2 separate regions of the Mus musculus genome follow, and region 1 is linked to region 2. A link is a loop called in an ENCODE intact Hi-C map of the cell type or tissue named here. Cell type or tissue: left cerebral cortex. All regions are shown on one strand. Each heading gives the region's core, and the rest is flanking DNA. Links, peaks and the distances in the headings are about the cores only. Region 1 holds the start of Mef2d (myocyte enhancer factor 2D). Region 2 overlaps Gm3764 (predicted gene 3764).

Region 1 (2,902 bases), core at 169-2,668, 79 kb before region 2:
TGTTCCCAGGCCTGTTCCTAAGACGTCTTTTCCAGCAGCCCTGAATCTCTCCAGTCTCAACATTCTGCTTTTCCCGACGTCGGGAAACAGCCGGAAAAATAAACACCCTGATGACTAAACGGTTTCTCCAGCTAGAGCCTGGGGAAGCACTAAAAATAGAGGCCACAAGTGAGGGGAGGTTCCCCACGGGGAGGGCACTTTCCCATTCTGCTCCCACCATAGCCACAAGCAGGAACAAGGCTGTGTTCTCCCAGGGCTTGGGGAAGGGCAGATGCCTTCACTCAAGTCTTGGGGGCAAACCAGACTGCTCAAGGAGTACTGGCAGCTCTGTGCCCCCACCCCCCATACTACTAGGAAAACTAAGGAGCAACATTTGGGGACCATGTGTGATCCTACATAAATCAGGCTTCTGGAAGGAGGGGCAAAGTGGAAGGGTTGAAAAGGGAGGCCGAGGGACTAGAAGCCTACGTGCTTCCTGTTTAAGGAGGTACATATATGCCTCCAAGCTCTTTGCAGAATAGTCCTATTGAACTGGCCCACTATGAGCCTTTTCTGAACTCACGCAGGCCCTAAAAGGGCTCATTTTCAGCTGAGCAGCCCGTGTGGGTCATACAGTGCAACACGAGGCACTGTACTAGTCTACTGGGAACTAAACTCACACCAAATTCACAAGTTATGTACCTGGCCTTACCACCTTCAGCTTACCCAAGAGGATGGAGAGTTAAGAGATGTGCTTTGCTCTTTTCAGAAATAGTGGAAAATTTTGAACCAAAACAGTCTGACTCCGAGATTATAAATTTTCTAACCCACCACTTGTCGCCTCTTCTCATCTCTCCCACAAGAAGCCAGAACAGGGACTTTGTTCAGTAAAGCAGACCCTAGCTTGTTGAAGAACCTCTTGCTTCTGTTTTGCTAAGGCTTTGAAGTCCACGCCAGACTCTGTCATTTCCTCAAGCTCCAGGTAGAGCCAGCCGAGGACTTGTTAGTGACAGGATGCGGACAGGAAGTCTGACGGGTTAAAGGTCCAGAAGCAATGGAGCGCACAATCTTGTTGTGAAGCACTTAAAAATTCACCACGCCCAGAGGCCGTCGGGGATTTTAAAAGATTTTTTTTTTTGAGAGAGTTATATTTCTTCAAGACAAGGCTTCTGGATGTTTCCTGTGAGGCAAGGGAGGTAGTGGTTGGGGTCCCGCCCCTTTAAATTGCCCCCTCCGTAGTTAAGTGCGCTGGGGCCCGCAGGCACTAAAAGATTAGATCACCCGAGAATTATGCACTGTAGCTTTAAATGTCTGGGCGTCAACCGAGCCGGGTCAGGGGAAAGGAGGGGACCTGTCACAGGTAGAGGGAGCAGCGGAGCTCCCCAGGTAACCACGAGATAAGAGAGCGCGATCTGGCTTCGGAGCTTTGTCACACAGTAAGTGTAGGAGCTGGGGCCTACCAACACTCTTATCTCCCCAGAACTTATTTACTTAGATCCCTGCCAACTCTGGAGCTGGGGTGCTGAGGTACCCGCAGCCTCGCTCTGTCCCGCAGGCGGAGGGATCTGGGCTCCACGCGCCGTGGTCGCGCGCCCCAAAGGGGTGGGGCGCAGGCCGCGGGCAGGGGGCGGGGTTGCGTCCCAGGCCTCCCTGCCAGGCCCCGCCCCCAGCCCTGCGGGGCCCTCCCATTGGCCCCCTGCTTGTCCATCACTCTCGTCTTTTCCCCCCCTCCCATCTCGCAAGCTAGGCTGCGCGGTGCCTACGTCGGCCTCGAGTCTGGGGCTGGAGGAGTTGCCTTTGGAGCCCGAAAGGAGGAAGGAAGCAAAATATCAACAACCGTCGAGGCGGCTTGGGCGCTCGGCTGCGTGCCTGCCGCCCGCCGCCGCCGCCCCCGCGCGCACCAGGGGGTCCCGGCCCTGTGGCGCCGCCCAGGCCGCGTGGACGCGGCGCCTTCGCTGTTTCCCGTCGGAGCTGCGGCTTCGCGTAACCGAGGATTCGGCGGACCGGGCCGAGGCTCCGGGCGCCGTGACACCCCGTCCCCCCCACGGGCTGGTGAGTCACGACGCGCGTCGGCCCCTTTAAGAACCCCTCCCCCACGCCGCGCGGCCGGGCTCAGGGTGGTCTGGAGCGCGAGGGGTGTACGGGCGCCCTGGCACGAGCGTCCCGGTCCGGGCGGGGCGACGGAGGCAGTGTTGGTGCTGGGGTGTCTGCTGTGACAGCCGCGCCTGGTACCCGAGCCCCCGTCGCCTCGCGCCTTGGCGGGCGCAACGCACGTGGCTCCGGCCGCGATTTCGCGCCCGTGGGGGCCCCCTTGGTCGGGCGTGTCAGCAACGCCGGCTGGAGAACCCCTGGACAGTAGTTTGCAGCTGTTAACACCTGGCAGGACCTCTCCAGGCCTTTCTCTTGGACGGTGCGGTGCGGGCCGAGTCAGTGCGAGTGGGGTTCGAGTGGTGAGGCTGGCCCAAGGGACTACTGTGCTCCCGGCCTCCCACCTCAGAGATGGGGCAGGGAGGCCTCCCAGAGATTCCATCGAGCCCTCGGGGTTCCCAGTGGCCCTGGACTACCCAGCTTGTCCTGAGTGCCAGTTCTGCCTACGACTGACCGGCACATTGGGGCCAGGCTAGGGGAGTACAGTGGGTGGATCCCGTTCCCTCCTGCCCTACCCGTGTGAGTTTCCTCCGAGGCCTGTTTGGCTGTGTGAGTGGTGGATCTTACCCCTCCCCCTAGCCCTCAGTGGGTCTGAGCTGCCTGACTGTGGGAAGTTTGCCGTCTGGGACGGTGACCTTGGGCTGCTCTGGCCGGATCTCGGAGAGGAGCCTACTGAGTGCGCTTGGCCTTGGGAGCTGTCCACCTTCTGTTCGTCTCCCTGTATCCGCGGTAGGTATCCGCCGAGGGGAGCATTGGCGAGTTACCTGACAGTGTT
Region 2 (2,902 bases), core at 209-2,708:
ATGGTGATCCTCCTGCCTCAATCCTCCAATGCTTACAGTCACGCCTGGCTTTGTGTTCTTTCTTCTAAGAACATGTGTGGCAGGTTGCATAATGTGTAAGTGATAGTCAGAACCCTTTGCCATTCAATATCTAGATTTTAGAGTTTCTAGAAGCAGGAGCTGGGCTTAGTGGGTCATGCCTATAACCTCAATACTCAGGAGGCTGAGGCGGGAGGGTCCAGACATCAAGGTCAGCTTGTTCACACTGAGATCTTGCCTAAGAAAATAATTTTTAAAAGACCCCACAAAAGAGGAGATGGGGAGATTGTACCAACAGGCAAGATGGGCCAACTCCCCCCAGGAGGTGAGTGAATTTAGGTTAATGGTGGTTTCAAATGACTGCCGGGGAGGAGAAGACAAACTGGGAGAACAAACATTTGGGATTTGAGGAGAAGGGGGAATAGGGTTATGAAAGGAAGGTTGAGCGTGCTTTTAACTGAAGACAGAGGTGAGAAAAAAGGGAGGCTCCTTGCCACCCAGGCTTTGCCAAGGCTAGAGTGACACCCCTCCTCCTGCCCTAATCCCCCATTAAGGCAGCTCTGAGCTTGTTATGACAGCGGCTGAAGGCGCTTGAATTGCTGTTTGCGGTGCCTACTAATTGGACTGAAGGGCTGGAGTCTGGACACTGAAAGGGACCATTGTCGCTGTTTGCCTTCCACGGCTGCCTCCCTGGGACCCTCTGGTTGAGGGGAGTCGCATACCCGCAGGTCGTGGCACCCATGCTCTGTGACCATGCAAGGGTACCCTGTGGGGACACTGCACATCATTGTCTTGTCTGGGGTGAGTTTCCACAGCCCAGAAGAGGCAAGCCTGACACCAGACTAAGCCTCTCTTCCCTGTCCTTCCCTTCCTCCAGCAGTTCAAGCACCTCTTCTTATCCACATACATCCTGCGGAGCCAGTGCTTCTAGGCTTGGTTACACACCAAAGCCGCCCTTCACCCCCATACAGATGTTTGGGCTTGGCCCAGCCCCCAAAAAAACTCAGAGAGGAAATGAAGCTTTGGAGTCTGTACCAACAGATACACTCTCCTGTCTGTGCTCAGGACAACAATCTCACCTTCCCAAGTCCCTGATCTATCTATAATGCCCTTGTTCATCTTTATTACTAAATTACTTGAAGAGCCCTTAGTATTTAGAATGGAATTTAAAGGTCCATCTTTGACCTCAGTCTTGCTCTTCCCTAAGGCCAAAAGCACTGGCTCAGGCTCACAGGAGCCTGTGGCTTTTCCAAATGGATCCAGTGGAGAGCTGAGCTCATCTGAGTCCCCTGAACATCCTGGGACTAAGGGTGGGGAGTGCAGGATTCATAGACTCCAGCACCCTCCCTTCCAGGAGCAGGAGACTTCCTTCAAAATCCTCTTTTCCCTTTCCTTACTGTATCCAAATGTTTCTGCTTCTCTTCCCTCCAGCTTCTCCCCTGGGGGCGGGTGGGTGCTCCACCCTCCCGCCCACTCTCTGAGGACATGAGGAACATGGTATCCAGCACCACGGACAGCTCCCAGCGGTGAGTGAGCCTGCTGACCCCTGTAGGAAAATGGTGGTTTTGTCTATTCCAGGCAGACATCCTGCACTACATTCCAGATCTGATGAGGCATGGCTGCCCCAGGATTACTGGGCTCGGACGGGAGCAGTGGTAGGAAGGATCCTATATAAGTCATGTGAGACATAGAATGTTCAGATCAACTGAAGCTGAAACAAGCCTTTGGCATCATATATAACCCAGAAAGGGACAAAGCTGGTGAGTGAACTCCTGAATCCAGCCTAGCCTTTTCTGCACTGATTCCCCTTTATGAACCTCCTTGCCCAATTCTGGCAGGAGATTTACATGAGATGTTACACACAAAAGGGCAGGATACATGTCTGGGAATGTGAAGTATCCCTAAGAACCAGGGAAAGGTGGAACTGACTGCTCTCACCGTCTGAGAAGGCTTTGAAGGGAAAGTCCTGAAGAAGGCATGGGGAAGGCTTACCTAGCAAAAAGGCAAGGGAGCCACCATCTGCCAGGGTATAGAGGCCAGTGGATGGCCCCAGGAGTCTCTGGAGGCCAGCAGGAGGCATGCAGACTGGACTGGGGCCTGGGAAAGGCCCTTCTGTGTGCCCACGCTTGCTCCCCCTACACCATGAGTCTAGAGACAAAGGGACCACTCTCTCACATTTGACACTGCCATCTCCGGCTGGCAGTGCCAGGTGGCAGGGGCATCAGGGGTGTCAATCCATTATCCACTCCCAGCCCCTAAGTCCTCTGGGGCTGAATGTTGGGGAGGTGGGTGTTCTACGCTATGTTGCCATAGCAACCACCCCAACCCCCAACCCCAAAGCACACAAAAAGATAGCTCTCACCCCCACCTCTAGGAGAAACCTGGGTCTGCCTGGGAATCTTCCCTTGAGAATCCTCCTCTCTAATGCACAGCCATGCCATTCTTGTGTCTGCACCATCCTCAGTACCCGGCGCCAAAGACCCATAGGGCAGTGAGACTGGTACGTTCAGTATTCAGGCATGTAGAGGGGGCATCCATCCCTTCTAGTTAACCCCTCTCTCCTCAAGCACTCACGTCCTTCACTACAGCCAACGCCATCCTAGGACTCCCCAACTGAAGCAGTGGGCTATGTTGGGACCCCGGCCTTCTGCTTTTTCCCAGAAATAGACACCTGCTACCTTTAGCAAACCTCCAGGCTGTGGGAACTGCAAGGAGGAGGGAGCCATTCCTGACACCCTCCATCTGTACCCTCGCCATTACTCATTAGGCATTCTGCCCCCTCCTTCCGCTCGTTAAGCCTTATTTGCATATATTTGCATAATACAGTTCATTTGCATTGCAGGAGGCTCATGGTAGAAGCCAGGAAAAAAAAGAGGTGGGGGGG

Evidence for each region. Peaks named below come from ENCODE experiments on the same cell type or tissue, not always from the same donor. Only the 100,000 strongest peaks of a DNase experiment are listed, where the experiment ranks them.
Region 1: it touches region 2 in a loop (2.1-fold over the local background); 2 of 42 quality-filtered maps call a loop at or near these places.

The regions. Positions count from the first base shown.
Region 1 is chr3:88,140,644-88,143,545 of GRCm38, forward strand. It overlaps Mef2d (myocyte enhancer factor 2D), which reads left to right and starts at 1,729. Exons shown (of 12, transcript NM_001310587.1): 1 at 1,729-2,031. In left cerebral cortex, for the core only: a CTCF peak has its summit at 1,360; DNase peaks (open chromatin) are centred at 957, 1,652 and 2,455; H3K4me3 peaks cover 1,796 bases; H3K27ac peaks cover 2,402 bases.
Region 2 is chr3:88,219,507-88,222,408 of GRCm38, forward strand. Gm3764 (predicted gene 3764) reads left to right here. Exons shown (of 10, transcript NR_168089.1): 3 at 1,450-1,544. Among named protein-coding and RNA genes, the nearest start is that of Gm25641, 5.3 kb to the left of the region's middle. In left cerebral cortex, for the core only: a CTCF peak has its summit at 1,555; DNase peaks (open chromatin) are centred at 248, 601, 912 and 1,646; H3K27ac peaks cover 2,500 bases.